Linked DNA regions of Homo sapiens: regions 1, 2, 4 and 5 are each linked to region 3. The links are chromatin contacts, found by Hi-C or POLR2A ChIA-PET in ENCODE. All regions are on one chromosome and are shown on one strand. Each heading gives the region's core, a stretch centred on a gene start or an enhancer-like site at or near the end of the contact. The rest is flanking DNA. Distances are from core to core; before and after follow the strand shown. Region 1 holds the start of CEP89 (centrosomal protein 89). Region 2 overlaps WDR88 (WD repeat domain 88). Region 3 holds the start of UBA2 (ubiquitin like modifier activating enzyme 2). Region 4 holds the start of HCST (hematopoietic cell signal transducer). Region 5 holds the start of CEBPG (CCAAT enhancer binding protein gamma).

What was found. Hi-C counts contacts between places; a loop is a spot of excess contacts on that map. ChIA-PET counts read pairs that join two places held with the same protein, here RNA polymerase II (POLR2A). Pooled maps may share reads with other maps.
Region 1: a map of CD14-positive monocyte shows a loop between it and region 3 (6-fold over the local background). The contact joins the promoter of CEP89 here to the promoter of UBA2 in region 3. A Hi-C loop is called at or near these places in 1 of 168 maps with a recorded cell type or tissue (CD14-positive monocyte) and 7 of 50 pooled maps. POLR2A ChIA-PET finds 5 or more read pairs at or near these places in 1 of 52 experiments (MCF 10A).
Region 2: a loop to region 3 is called in a pooled map, with 5 times the contacts of the local background. The contact joins the enhancer-like site here to the promoter of UBA2 in region 3. A Hi-C loop is called at or near these places in 1 of 168 maps with a recorded cell type or tissue (CD8-positive, alpha-beta T cell), 3 of 37 single-sample maps with no recorded cell type and 7 of 50 pooled maps.
Region 4: a loop to region 3 is called in a map with no recorded cell type, with 6 times the contacts of the local background. The contact joins the promoter of HCST here to the promoter of UBA2 in region 3. A Hi-C loop is called at or near these places in 1 of 37 single-sample maps with no recorded cell type and 2 of 50 pooled maps. POLR2A ChIA-PET finds 5 or more read pairs at or near these places in 2 of 52 experiments (AG04450 and HEK293).
Region 5: a map of CD8-positive, alpha-beta T cell shows a loop between it and region 3 (13-fold over the local background). The contact joins the promoter of CEBPG here to the promoter of UBA2 in region 3. A Hi-C loop is called at or near these places in 1 of 168 maps with a recorded cell type or tissue (CD8-positive, alpha-beta T cell), 1 of 37 single-sample maps with no recorded cell type and 6 of 50 pooled maps. POLR2A ChIA-PET finds 5 or more read pairs at or near these places in 1 of 52 experiments (BJ).

Annotation. Positions count from the first base shown.
Region 1 is chr19:32,970,637-32,973,336 of GRCh38, forward strand. CEP89 (centrosomal protein 89) reads right to left here and starts at 1,322. Exons shown (of 19, transcript NM_032816.5): 1 at 1,200-1,322. The coding sequence starts at 1,238. FAAP24 (FA core complex associated protein 24) reads left to right here and starts at 1,606. Exons shown (of 5, transcript NM_152266.5): 1 at 1,606-1,710; 2 at 2,548-2,666. The coding sequence starts at 2,561. RefSeq lists enhancers at 1,130-1,349, 1,730-1,779 and a silencer at 1,460-1,589.
Region 2 is chr19:33,159,186-33,161,885 of GRCh38, forward strand. It overlaps WDR88 (WD repeat domain 88), which reads left to right. Exons shown (of 11, transcript NM_173479.4): 8 at 1,229-1,311. LOC124904691 (a long non-coding RNA gene) reads right to left here. Exons shown (of 2, transcript XR_007067228.1): 2 at 586-1,470. Among named protein-coding and RNA genes, the nearest start is that of TRT-AGT1-3, 17 kb to the right of the region's middle. RefSeq lists enhancers at 1,318-1,727, 2,071-2,240 and a cis regulatory region at 2,156. Within about 2 kb of position 1,451, at least 4 of the 41 ENCODE cell types and tissues checked have a DNase peak (open chromatin) inside an H3K27ac peak, as active enhancers do; they include CD8-positive, alpha-beta T cell, where a contact is called at or near this core.
Region 3 is chr19:34,426,955-34,429,654 of GRCh38, forward strand. It overlaps UBA2 (ubiquitin like modifier activating enzyme 2), which reads left to right and starts at 1,427. Exons shown (of 17, transcript NM_005499.3): 1 at 1,427-1,616. The coding sequence starts at 1,479. LOC124904695 (a long non-coding RNA gene) reads right to left here and starts at 1,410. Exons shown (of 2, transcript XR_007067232.1): 1 at 1,168-1,410. RefSeq lists silencers at 1,315-1,554, 1,585-1,694, 1,765-1,924.
Region 4 is chr19:35,901,100-35,903,799 of GRCh38, forward strand. HCST (hematopoietic cell signal transducer) reads left to right here and starts at 1,430. Exons shown (of 4, transcript NM_014266.4): 1 at 1,430-1,537; 2 at 2,252-2,317; 3 at 2,673-2,700. The coding sequence starts at 1,495. It also overlaps a transcript of NFKBID not described here.
Region 5 is chr19:33,372,350-33,375,049 of GRCh38, forward strand. It overlaps CEBPG (CCAAT enhancer binding protein gamma), which reads left to right and starts at 1,360. Exons shown (of 2, transcript NM_001806.4): 1 at 1,360-1,546. RefSeq lists a silencer at 1,147-1,956.

The DNA of each region.
Region 1 (2,700 bases), core at 72-2,571, 1.5 Mb before region 3:
CAGGTGCCCACCACCACGCCCGCTAATTTTTGTATTTTTAGTAGAGATGGGTTTTCACCATGTTGGCCAGGCTAATCTTGAACTCCTGACCTCAAATGATCCGCCTGCCTCAGCCTCCCAAAGTGCTGGATTACAGGTGAGAGCCACCTCACGTGGCCTCTACAAAATAATTTTTAAAATTAGCCAGGCATTGAGACTTGGCAGAGTGTGAGGCAAAAAATAAAATAAATAAAAAATACCTAGGTGTGGTGGTGCACACCTGTAGTCCCAGCTACTCAGGAGCCTGAGGCAGGAGGATCACTTGAACCCAAGAGGTTGAAGCCACAGTGAGCTATGATCATGCCACTGTACTCCAGCCTGGGCATCAGGACAAGACCCTGTCTCTAAAACTAAATTAAATAATAAATAAATATAAGAATCCCCTTGGCTGCTACGTGGAGAATGGACCTAGGGGAAGGGCGAGAGTGGAAGCAGAGAAACCAGTGAGGATCTGCCGCAGCAGTCCAGACAGATGCTGGAGGCCGGGGTGTGGGTGGAGATGGGAACAGCTGGCAGATGTATGTAGTGGGTATATCGGATGGGACTTGCTGATGGGGTGTACATGGTGGGTGGAGGAGGGAAAAATGAAGAATGGCTATATCCAGCAGTGCAGCAGGTGTACGTCGTCCAGGAGTTAACTCCGGGCACGGGGACGAATGCTACAGGGGAGGCAGGGTGCTCCTGTCCAACTGTGGCCGACCCTGGGGCAGAAGATTGTTAACGCCGGGCACAGTGGCTCACGCCTGTGATACCAACACTTTAGGAGGCTAAGGAGCTCAAGACCACCATAGGAACATAGCAAGATCCCTGTTTCCACAAAAATATTGAACAATTAGCCGGGAGTAGTGGCGCGCGCCTGTAGTCTCAGCTCCTCGGGAGGCTGGGGTGGGAAGATCGCTTGAGCCCAGGAGTTCGAGGATGCAGTGAGCTATGATCGCACCACTGCACTCTAGCCTGGGCGACAGAGCGAGACCCTGTTTCTTAAAAAAAAAAAAAAAAGTTTAGAACACGAAAAATCAAGGCTTCCTCAACTGAAAACCACTTTCTCTTGTGCCGCCCCCTTGACTGGATCTCAGGCCAAACCCCAACCCGCCCCAACACTTTACCCCTAATTCCCGGCCCCACAGAGCCCCACGCGCGGCGGGCGAGCATCTACTTACGAAATGACTCCTGCGGCCTCTCCGAAATCCCAGGAGCATCCTTGCAGCGCGAGGAGAATGGACCGGGGCCTGGACTCATCAGCAGATCTATCCACAGCCAGGGACCACTCCCTAAAGCCCGCCGCAGGCCCAGCCCTCACGCTTTCTCTTCGCAATGGACTTTGCAGCAACCACGTCGGCCATTGGCTCAGCTCGGCCCTCGACCAATCAGAGCTAAGGTTACTTCCACACCGGTCGTTCTTGGCAACCAGTGGGTACCGTTCAAATCCCCGCCAGGGCGGAAACGTCCGCCCTTATCCGTTCTCTTATTGGTCAGGTTAGACGTCCATTTCTGACGCCACAGCCTATCCGGCGCTGCGGGAGGCGGAGGGCGGGCTGGATGAAGGACTGGGCGAGCACCGAGGGCGTGAACCCGGAAGGTGGCGCGGCCACCAGTAACATGATCTCTAGACTGGGACGGTGGGGTTCCTGCCGGCTGTATTCGGGCCTTGGACTGGACTGAGAAGCTACGGTGCGGATCCAGCTGGGGTATCAGGGGCTAGGCACGTGATGAAAATGAAGGACGCGGACACCAGGACAGGAATCTCCTGGTTCTTAGAGAATTTATTTCGCCACAAATAATTGGCAAACGGGATCTCGCTGTATTGCTCAGGCTGGTCTCGAACTCCTGGGCACAAGCGATCCTCACGCCTCAGCCTTGCCCAATGTTGGGATTACAGACGTGAGCTACCATGCCCAGCCCAGGATTCTTTTAAAACTTAAATCTGATCGTGCCTCTGGCCTTATTGGAATCCAATGCCATTACCACCTCCACCACCACACATCCCGTCTCCAGCCACCCTGGCCTTCATTCAGGCCTTTGTGTTTTCTTTTTCTTTTCTTTTTTTTTTTTTTTTTTGAGACGAGTCTTGCTCTGTCGCCCAGGCTGGAGTGCAGTGGCGCGATCTCGGCTCACTGCAACCTCCGCCTTCCGGATTCAAGCAATTCTCTGCCTCAGCCTCCCAAGTGGCTGGGATTACAGGTGCCCACCACCAAGCCCGGCTAATTTTTTTGTATTTTTAGTAGAGACGCGGTTTCACTATCTTGGCCAGGCTGGTCTTGAACTCCTGACCTTGTGATCCACCCGCCTCGCTCGGCCTCCCAAAGTGCTGGGATTACAGGTGTGAGCCACCGCGCCCAGCCTGTGTTTTCTTATTAGTAATTATAAAGGGAATCTTATTTGACAGTTCTTTGACAAATAATTCAGTTTGCAGAGGGGATCCTGCCCCAGAGGCCCTGGCTTGGAGTGGAATGCAGGGCCGTGTGCAGGAGAGCCTGCTCAAGTGCCGCCTGGCTTTTCCCTCCTTAGGTGGAGACCATCCATGGAAAAGAACCCCCCTGATGATACGGGCCCCGTGCACGTGCCTTTGGGGCATATTGTGGCCAATGAGAAATGGCGCGGGTCACAGCTGGCGCAGGAGATGCAAGGTCGGTGGCCTGCCCTCTGCCAGCCCTTTCCTCC
Region 2 (2,700 bases), core at 201-2,700, 1.3 Mb before region 3:
TTTAGCCAGGTGTGCTGGCACCTGCTTGTAGTCCCAGCTACTTGGTAACTGAAGTGGGAGGATTGCTTGAGACCAGGAGTTTGAAGCTGCTGTGAGCTGATTGCATCACTGCACTCTAGCCTGGGTGACAGAGCAAGACCTTATCTCTAAAAATAAATAAATAAATAAATAAATAAATAAATAAATAAATAAATAAATAACAAATAAAATGATCCCTAACCACAGTGCCGAAGTGCTGTTTGCCGTTCCTAAGCGCGAGAGTGCTATGATGGGGAAAATGCATGCATCCATTCAGGCATGAGTTACAGCTGTTGGTTGTGAGTTCAATGTAAACAAATCAACAGTATATATGCAATAAGGTGTCTTTAAACAGAAACACACATAAAACAAAGTTACGTACTGATCAACTGATGAGAATGTGACCAGAGCTCGCAGGAAACTGACCCTGTATTTCCCCTAGGAGCGATGGTTCAGTATTCACTAATTCAGTGTCTGCAAAAACTGCAGAGGCCCCCAACCTTTCTGGCGCCAGGGACAGGTTTCATGGAAGACAACTTTTCCACAAATGGGAGCTGTGGAGGATGGTTTCGGGATGACCCAAGTGTATTACATTTATTGTGCCCTTTATTTTTATTATTATTACATTGTAATATATAGTGAAATAATTATACAAGTCAGCATCATGTAGAATCAGTGGGAGCCCTGAGCTTGTTTTCCTGCAACTAGATGGTCCCATCTGGGGGTGATGGGAGACAGTGACAGATCATCAGGCATTAGATTCTCATAAAGAGTGCACAACCTAATCCCTCGCATCCGCAGTTCACAATAGGGTTCATGCTCCCGTGAGAATCGAATGCTGCAGCTGATCTGACAGGAGGCCGAGCTCAGGTGGTAATACGAGCGATGGGGAGTGGCTGTAAATACAGATGAAGCTTTGGCTTGCTTGCCTACCACTCACTGTCTGCTGGGTGGCCTGGTTCCCAACAGGCCATGGATTGGTACCAGTCTGTGGCCCAGGGACTGGGGACCCCTGTCATAGAACATGACTACTGTAAATGATAAGAATCAGCTGTAATTGGCTTGGGGTCGTGGAGCCACTCCAGGAAGGGGTTTCAGTGTTGTCAGAGTGAGATGAGGTGGTGCCTCGCCAAGGCATCTTCAGCTGGCTTTGGGCTCACTTGGCTTGGAAAGTTGACCCCCATCTCCACCCTTTCATTTTCTGTTGCAGGCTCTTTTCTCATTTCTGGAGGGTTTGATAGGACTGTGGCTATTTGGGATGTAGCAGAAGGCTACCGGAAGCTCTCTTTGAAGGTACATGTGGCCAGCATGAGATTGAGGATCTGAACTTCCCTCCCGAGTCCTTCCTGTGCTCAATGCTGGTTGCTGGGGACACAGCTGTGAGTGACACAGGCCTTGATGCCTCTGTGGGCTGATGAAGGACAGACAGGAAGCCAGCAAACACACCACCGACTGTGAGGAGTGAAATGGAGAAACCACAACAGGGTGACATGATGGGGACAGAGGCGGGGGACCCATCCACATTGCATGGGCAGAGCTTCCTGGAGAAGGAGGTGTTTGAGCTGAGAACAGAAAGGACTACATAAGTGGGGATCTTGAAGAAGAAGGGCAGTCCAGGCAGATGGAACAGCTGATGCAAAAACCCTGAGGTGGGAGTGTCTAAGAACAGCAGAAGTTACTGTGCAGGCCTGGGCACTGTGGCTCACTCCTGTAATCCCAGTACTTTGGGAGGCTGAGGTGGGCGGATCACCTGAGGTCAGGAGTTTGAGACCAGCCTGGCCAACATGGTGAAACCCCCGTCTCTACTAAAAATACAAAAATCAGCCGGGTGTGGTGGTGCAAACCTGTAGTCCCAGCTACTTGGGAGGCTGAGGTGGGAGGATCGCTTGAACCCGGGAGGCGGAGGTTGCACTGGGCCAAGATTGTGCCACTGCACTCCAGCCTGGGCGATAGACTGAGATTCTGTCTCTAACAAAACAAAACAAAACAAAAAACAGAAATTACCTTGAAGAGAGACGCATGCCCTAGTGAGGCATGCACAGAAAGCTTGGGGTTCCAAAATGGGGATGTCAACTGAATGCTCTGGGCTACAAGTGAGAGGATGAGAGGAGCCCCAACTCAGAGTGGCTCTATGATACGGGGATGTGTTATCCAACACAGCAAGAACCCACAATTGCCTCATGCTGTGCCCCTGTTCCCCCAAGGGGCCCCACACCCCAGGATTTCTGCATACTCCCTGGTTTCACGATCTCACTGTCACCTTTGGCTGTGAATGCGTGCATCCCTGATTCTTGGTCTTTCTGTTCCCAGGGACACAAAGTAGACATGTGTCCTTGAGCAGCCCATATTCAGGTCCCTGGGGCTGGTCTATCTGAGCTGTCTTCTCCTAGGACTTGGGGAGACAAAGCGAGTTTCCTCACAGCAAATAAACGGATTAAAATGGAATGTTAAACCTCTCTGTGCTTAAAGTCCCTCTGTCATCTAGGCACAGTGGCTCATGCCTGTAATCCCAGCACTTTGGGAGGCTGAGGCTGGAGGATCATTGGAGGTCAGGAGTTCGAGACCAGCCTGGCCAACATAGTGAAACACCATCTCTACTAAAAATACAAAAATTAGCCAGGTGTGGTCATGCCCACCTGTAGTCCCAGCTACTTGGGAGGCTGAGGCATAAGAATCTCTAGA
Region 3 (2,700 bases), core at 177-2,676:
CCACTTGTATTTTCCAATTTTTATTCCCATGATGGCCATCCCTGTAACTAAATTTATATATATTTTAAATCAATGATAACTGCTACAGGACAGTTTCCTAGAATTGGAATGAATGAGTCAAAAGTTGTGCACAATTTTAGGGTTTTTTTTTCTTTTTTTTCGAGACAGGGTCTTGCTCTGTCTCTCAGGCTGGAGTGCAGTGGTAAGGGCATAGCTCACTGCAGCCTCGACCTCTCAGGCTTAAGTGATCCTCCTGCCTCAGCCTCCTGAGTAGCTGGGACTACAGGTGCAAGCCACCACGCCCTCTAGAGAAGCTTTGCTTTGGAATCTTTACCTGGAGTGTGTTGGAGTGCTTGTTTCCCAATCCCTTGATAAGTGTTACTTATTTTTTCTTTCTACCAGTTTAGTAGGTGAAAAACTTTTTTTTTTTTTTGAGACAGAGTCTCGCTGTATTGCTCAGGCTGGAGTGCAGTGGTGCAACCTCCGCCTCCTGGGTTCAAGCAATTCTCCTGCCTCAGCCTCCTGAGTAGCTGGGGCTACAGGCTTGTGCCACCACCCCCAGCTGTTTCGGTGTTTTTTTTTGTTTGTTTGTTTGTTTGTTTTTTTGAGACGGAGTCTGTTGCCCAGGCTGGAGTGCAGTGGCGCGATCTCGGCTCACTGCAACCTCTGCCTCCTGGGTTCAAACGATTCTCCTGCCTCAGCCTCCCGAGTAGCTGGGATTACAGGCGCACGCCACCACGCCCGGCTAATTTTTGTATTTTTAGTAGAGATGGGGGTTTCACCATGTTAGTCAGGCTGGTTTCAGAACTCCTGACCTCGTGATCCACCCGCCTCGGCCTCCCAAAGTGCTGGGATTACAGGCGTAAGCCACCGCGCCCGGCAGGTGAAAATCTTACCATTTTGCATGGTTTACATTTTTTTCTTTTTTGAGACGGAGTCTTGCTCTGTTACCCAGCCTGGAGTGAAGTGGTGCGATCTTGGTTCACTGCAACCTCCACCTCCAGGGTTCAAGCGATTCTTTTATGGTTTACATTTTAATACGCTTATTGATCATATTGTCCAATTTTTTGTGAGTTTCCTGTTCACATCCTTTGCCTATATTTTTTTGGGGGTGACACTTGTTAATTTGTAAGAGCTCTTTACGTATAGGGACATCAGTTTTCTAACCTGTAAGGAAGTCTTGGCTGGGAGTTGAAACCCCAGGCTAGAAGGCGACCCTTAGACTTTTTAGGTCTGATGGCGGGCCTATGCTGGTGTGGGAATAACACCGCCGGTCTCAGCTGGAGGTCGCCAGCCCTTTGCAAGAGCCTGCCGGTCCCCGCGGGCTGCAGCACACCCCGGCGCGATGTGCCCTGCCTGTGTCTGCCGGAGGCTGTAGTGCGCAGGAGCGGAAACCAGGCCGCCCTTCCCCCACCCGCTTCCGGCCGCGGCTCGGTTCTCCCGCCTCCGCCTCCGCCGCGGCTCGTGGTTGTCCCGCCATGGCACTGTCGCGGGGGCTGCCCCGGGAGCTGGCTGAGGCGGTGGCCGGGGGCCGGGTGCTGGTGGTGGGGGCGGGCGGCATCGGCTGCGAGCTCCTCAAGAATCTCGTGCTCACCGGTTTCTCCCACATCGACCTGGTGAGGGCCGGGCGCGCGCGCGTGAATGGCGGGCTGTGGTGCGGGGGCTGGGATTCGGGGGTTCCGGGGCTCCAGGGGCTCTGAGGCTCAGGGCCCGGAGCCCGGGACCGGAGTTGCGGAGCGGGGGCAGGCTGAGAGGCTCGGGTTGTGCCCCCCCCGCGGGAGGAGACTGTTCTTTGGGCACGGGGCGGGCCTCCGCTCGCTGGGCCGGCTCCGGACGCCGAGGAGGCCGCGGGCCCCCGCCTCCCCGGCAGCGCCAATGTGTGGCGCTTCGTGGGCGTGAAGCCGCCTCTTATCCTCCCTTCAAAACAAATTCCCGGCTGTTAGGAGATGCGGGAGAGGATTGAGTCCCTCGCGGATGTTGTGACTTTAATTTTGAGGTCCCTGTCGTAACTCCGAAGTAACGACGCGGGGCGGAGGATGGCAATGATAGCGACCAACGCGTCCCGAGCGCTGGTCACGAGCGGGTTTACACACGGAACGCGCACCATCTTCATACCACCCGAGGAGTGCAAACGCTATTTCCACCCTGCTTTATTTTTAACAGATGAGGAAAGGGAGACGCAATGGGGTTGAGTAACTTACCCTGGGTCACGGAGCGAGTGGCAGGGCTCCCGCAGGCTGCGTGACTGTCATTGCTCTCACAGTAGACGGTACACTCGCTTGTTTCATTAAAGACGTTAGGACTGTGCCTTTTGCATTGGTGTACGTTGACAAGCCAGTGCTATTTTGAATCGTTATTTCTACTAATGCAAACTTTTTAGAGATTGGAGATGTTACTGGCCCTTCGGTGTGAGTTTAAAGTGTCTTAAGGGCTAGTGGAAACATGGAATGAACAAAAAAGTACGGGTGGCCGACTGAGTCATTGTTTCTTTCCTTTATGTATTATATATTTAAGCAAAAATTAGATAAAACTTAAAACATGATACTTTTTTAACCATGTGTAAAAGTTTCCTTTCACAGTTCTCAGGTTAATAGTAAATGAAATTGTGTATGGATGAAGGCTTGAATTAAGGGAGGCAGCAAAAATTCAATAAACGTTTGCCATGTATCATTTAAGAAAAAGAACAGAACCTGGGCAACA
Region 4 (2,700 bases), core at 180-2,679, 1.5 Mb after region 3:
TGGGATTACAGGCTTGAGCCATGGTGCCTGGCTGGGGCCTGGATTTCTGGGTCTGTGTCTAAGGGGGTGCTGGAGGCTTTGTCTCCTGGGTCCTGCCCATGGGGGTAGGGGTAGGAGTGGGGATGGAGATGGGGTGGGGGCAGGGAGAATATTACTGGGTCCAGAGGGAGGCAGGACTGGGGGTCTAGACTCCCAGAGGAAGGGTCTGTGGGTAAGGGTATAGGGTGTGGCTCAATTTCTCCCTCTCCCCTACATCACCCTTTTTAGAGGTCTGGTTTCATTTACTCATTCATCATTTAAAATAATTTATTGCAGCAGAGGAGGCATTTTGCTGTGTATTGTGAACTAAGCAGGCAGGAATTCCCAGCCCTGGAGCTGGCATTCCAGTGGGAGGCCACTCTCAGTTTCACTTGGTGACCTTTCACAGCACTGACCATGTTGGCCCTATTTCTCCCCTGCTTGCTTGCTTTTCTATTTTATTTTATTATTACATTTTTATTGTTAGAGAGAGGGTCTCATTCTGTCGCCCAGGCTGGAGTGCAGTGGCAAAGTGGTGAGATCTCGGCTCACTGCAACCTCCACTTGCCTCAGTCTCCCAAGTAGCTGGGATTACAGGAGCCTGACACCATGCCCGGGTAATTTTTGTATTTTTGTAGAGACGGGGTTTCACCATATTGGCTTGAACTCCTGATCTCAGGTGATCCCCCCACCTTGGCCTCCCAAAGTGCTGGGATTACAGGCATGAGCCACTGCGGTGGCCTCTCCCCTGCTTTCAAGATGCCATGCTCTCAGGGGTCCCCTCCCTCTTTCTCCATTTCCCTGGCAAAGTTCCTCCTCTTCCCCCATTCAGTGTGTGTTGTGATAGGGGCAGAATCCTGTCTGCACTCACTTCCTTGGTGATCTCACCCAGTCTTGTGGCTTTAAGTACCATCCATAAGCCATCAACCCCCAAATTTACATCTCCAGACCAGCCTTATCCCCTGAACTCCTAAATGCAGTGAGGTTATTCAGCATCTCCACAGGGAGATTGTCAGGCATTTCCAACCCTGTATGCCCAAACCTCGTCACTTTCCCCGCAAACCCACTTCCCTACCTTTCATCTCTGCCAGCAGACACTCCCATCTTCTCAGCGTTTCATGCCAGAAGGCTTGGCTGTCTAGGATCCCTCTCAAACACACCCACATTCATTTAATCAGCAAATTTTCTTGGCCCTACCTCCAAAATATTTCCAGATCTCCCTAGCCTGCACACCCTTGCCACCTGTCATTCCCACTTGGACCAGGCCAGCAGCCTCCCTGGTCTCTCTGACCCTCCCCCTGAGTTCGTTCACCAAAGGCAGTAACGGAGACACCCCCTCAACACACACAGGAAGCAGATGGCCTTGACACCAGCAGGGTGACATCCGCTATTGCTACTTCTCTGCTCCCCCACAGTTCCTCTGGACTTCTCTGGACCACAGTCCTCTGCCAGACCCCTGCCAGACCCCAGTCCACCATGATCCATCTGGGTCACATCCTCTTCCTGCTTTTGCTCCCAGGTGAAGCCAGTGGTTACAGGGGATGGTAGGCAGAGCGTTTGTGAGATGGGTGCTTGGGTGACGTCTGCAGGGACGGGTGATGAAAGTGGGGTTCTTCTCCCTGCACCCCTTCCCTTCTGGGAGATCCATTCTGCTTCAGGGCCTGGGTCCTTGGGGGCGGAAGGGGGTGAGACAGGGAGTTCTGGAGGGGCTGCCTGTTAGCGTCCCCTTCTCATGGCTGGGTCTCTGCTGCCACTTCCAATTTCTTGTCACTCTCCATGTCTCTGGGAGTCCCCTTCCCATGTGGTCCTGTTCCATCTCTCCAGCCTGGAGATTACTTCTCAGGACACTACCTTTCCTTCTCTACACCCTATTTTTTGGTTTGTTTATTTTGAGATGGGGTCTTGCTCTGTTGTCCAGGCTGGAGTGCAGTGGCACAATCACGGCTCACGGCAGCCTTGACTTCCTGGGCTCAGGTGATCCTCCCAGCTCAGCCTCCCGAGTAACTGGGATTACAGGTGTGAACCAACACTTCCAGCTAATTTTTGTATTTCTTGTAGAGACGAGGTCTCACTATGTTGCCCAGGCTGGTCTCGAACTCCTGGGCTCAAGCGATCTTCCTGCCTCGGCCTCCCAAAGTGCTGGGATGACAGGCGTGAGCCACGGTGCCAGGCTGAGCATTCTGTTTTGTGGACCTTCTCTCCACCCTCATCCACCTTCTTTCTCTTTCCACAGTGGCTGCAGCTCAGACGACTCCAGGAGAGAGATCATCACTCCCTGCCTTTTACCCTGGCACTTCAGGTATCACTTCCACCCCAGAAGCTTGGCCAGAGGCTCCCAGAACACCCCAGTGGTTCTCCAGGTCACCATCCCACCTCCCGTCCCCAAATCAGAGGATCCGTGTCCTTCTCCGAGTCCCAGAATCAGCGACCCCCAGCCTGTGTTCAGGAGCACCCCGTGTGCCCGCCGCACAGCCCCGAGGGTCCTGGGACACCCCAGCCTCTCTGCATCTGTCTCCCGTTTCATTCCCCAAGCGCAACTCCAAGGAACCTGGGACCCGCCCCCTCGCAGGGGACTTCCTCTCTGCCTGTGGCCAAAGCACAGCCCCAGGACGCAGAGCTTGAGTTGTCTCCCTGTTCCGGCCCCCACTCTCCAGGCTCTTGTTCCGGATGTGGGTCCCTCTC
Region 5 (2,700 bases), core at 110-2,609, 1.1 Mb before region 3:
ACCGCGCCCAGCCCATTGTTCACCGTTGTGACCCCTTTTAATTTTTATTTATTGCTTTATCATCTTACTGATTCCTCGAAACAATCTTACGGGGCGAGCCGGTTCCATGGGCGCTGAAGAAACATTTCCTCTTTCAAAGCCTCAATTGTTTGAACGATACGCGTTGCTAAAGAGGAAGCAATTAAACCTATCAGGCGAGTTCTGCCCTCCGCCCAGCGAGCTGCTGCTTCCTGGTGTTAAAACGCTTTCGGGGCCAGGCGCGGTGGCTCACGCCTGTAATCCCAGCACTTTGGGAGGCCGAGGCGGGCGGATCACGAGGTCAGAAGATCGAGACCATCCCGGCTAAAACGGTGAAACCCCGTCTCTACTAAAAAAATACAAAAAATTAGCCGGGCGTAGTGGCGGGCGCCTGTAGTCCCAGCTACTTGGGAGGCTGAGGCAGGAGAATGGCGTGAACCCGGGAGGCGGAGCTTGCAGTGAGCCGAGATTGCGCCACTGCACTCCAGCCTGGGCGACAGAGCGAGACTCCGTCTCAAAAAAAAAAAAAAAAAAAACGCTTTCGGGTTCTCCTGGCGAGTTTTAAGTCACACTGGATCGCTGCTTATTTTCAGAGATCACCTCGCACCCATGCACCTGGAAGGCACCCAAAGAGAATCATTTTAAGAAATTCACTTCATCTCACCCTAACAACAAAGCACAGCCTGCAGCACATGGATTTCACCCATGTGACATCAATGCTAATCCTATGTGTGAAACATCTGGGTTCATTCGATTTTTTAAAAATTAGTAACTGAGATGGGGTCTCGCTATGTTGTCCAGGCTGGTTCTCCAACGCCTGGGCTCAAGCCATTCTCCCGCCTCGGCCTCCCTCGGCGCTGAGATTATAGGCGGGAGCCACCGCGTCAGCCTCCACTCTTTTTGCGGCGACAAAGCCCGCCCGCCTGCGGGGCGTTCCGTTCGCAGAAACTCTGTGAGGGACGCCGCGGGGGCTTCCAAGGGACGCGGCGAAACCAAAACAGTCGCCGGTGGTTCACAAAACCACCTCAGAAAATGCTTCCAAAGGCACGTCTGGCCTCCACAAGGTGACGGCTTTTCAGCCTCCGACTCGAACTTGAGTCGTCCACAGCACTAGGCCGCCGCCAGCCCGGGCGAGCTGCCTAGGGACCGCGGACGCCGCAGCAAGCAGCTCCCTGCTCCCGCCACACCCGCCGAGCCAGCCGCGCGGAACCCACTCCCCCACCGTGGGCCCGCCTCCCGCCGCCAGCCTGCCCACGATTGGTCGACTGGGCTGCCCGTCGCGAGAGAAGGCGGTGCCTCCGGCAGGCCGGCGCTCCCATTGGCCGGGATGGCGGCGGCGGCGCGCGCGGCCCCGGCGAGCAGGGGAAGCCGGTGGCCGCGGCTGCGGAACGGGCGGAGGCTGCCGGTTTCGTAACCGTCGCTCCTCCTCGCTGACTCGCGGGCTGTGAGGCCTGGGTCGGCTCGGGCCGCACCGCGCGGGGCCGCTCGGAGTGGAGGCCGCCTGGGGGCAGGCGGGCTAGAGGAGCAGGTAAGGAGGCTGCGGCGGGCGCCCTGAGAACGGGGAGGAGGAGGCCGCGGCGACGCCGGCCGCTCGACTGGGTGCGGGCCCGGCTCGGGGAAACCCAGCCCCGGCCCCAGACGGCCCGCTGGCCCGGGAAGGCCACGCGAGGCTGGAGGCGCGGGCGGCGGCGCCGCGCGGCGTCTGATGCAACCTGCCGGCAACACCCGGCGGGGACGCTGAGCTCATTCCTGGCCGCGGCCCAGCGCTGCGGCGCCGCCCGTCGACCCCCGCGCTGCCCGGGGCGCCCCTCGCGGCGGGCCGGGAGCGCGCGAACGGCCGGGGAATGCCCCCTGCGGAGCCCGGCCCCCTCTCGGTGAAACGGGCGCTGTGACCCGCCAGGCTCGCATTGGCCCCTGGGGATGAAGGGTGTTCCCAGAATAGCAGAAGGTGGACCGAGTCGAGCTTTAGAATCCTGATCTTCTAGAAGGGCTCAGCTTGCGGTGATCGAAAATCTGTTCAGAAGTTCAAAGACTGATCAATAAAATAGGGAAAGCAACTGGTTTTTAAATGCATGACTTTGCAGAGATAATATTTTGCTTCTTTGTGGAGCTGTTGGAATGTCCTGCACTTTACTGTTGAACGTAGTTTAGAAGAACACGCAACACCTACGGGTCGAATAGAGAAGAAATGAAGCACTTCGCAGGCATAGTTGGAGGGAGCGGAGCAGGGCCGACAGCCAGCGGAGGTGACCAGATGCGAAGGATGGAAATGCATGTGTCGCGGGGGGAGGAGAGTGTTTTCCAGGGCAGCTGGTGTGTTGCTTCTCTTCCGCAGGTTTACGTGTTGGGTTTTCCTCTTGTTTGAAGTTTATACTGTAATCTGGCATCCTGAAATGTATAAGATTTAGAAAGGTCTCAATGTTGATGGGTGACACCAAAATTGGTAGTTGTGTCAGAATTGACTGCTTATATGAATAGGTTGTCACTTAAGGCAGACTTCTCCCAAAGAAATGTGACTCCCAGAGAAAATTTTAAAAGAAAATCCTATAAGGGCTTGCTTTACGAAGACATTCTACACCTAGAAGCTCTTGATATTTAAGATGTGGTCATCTGTTAGCCCTTGAGTAGTATTTGGGATAAGCTGTTCATAAGGTCGATTCTGCTTCTGGAAAAAGTTGCTGT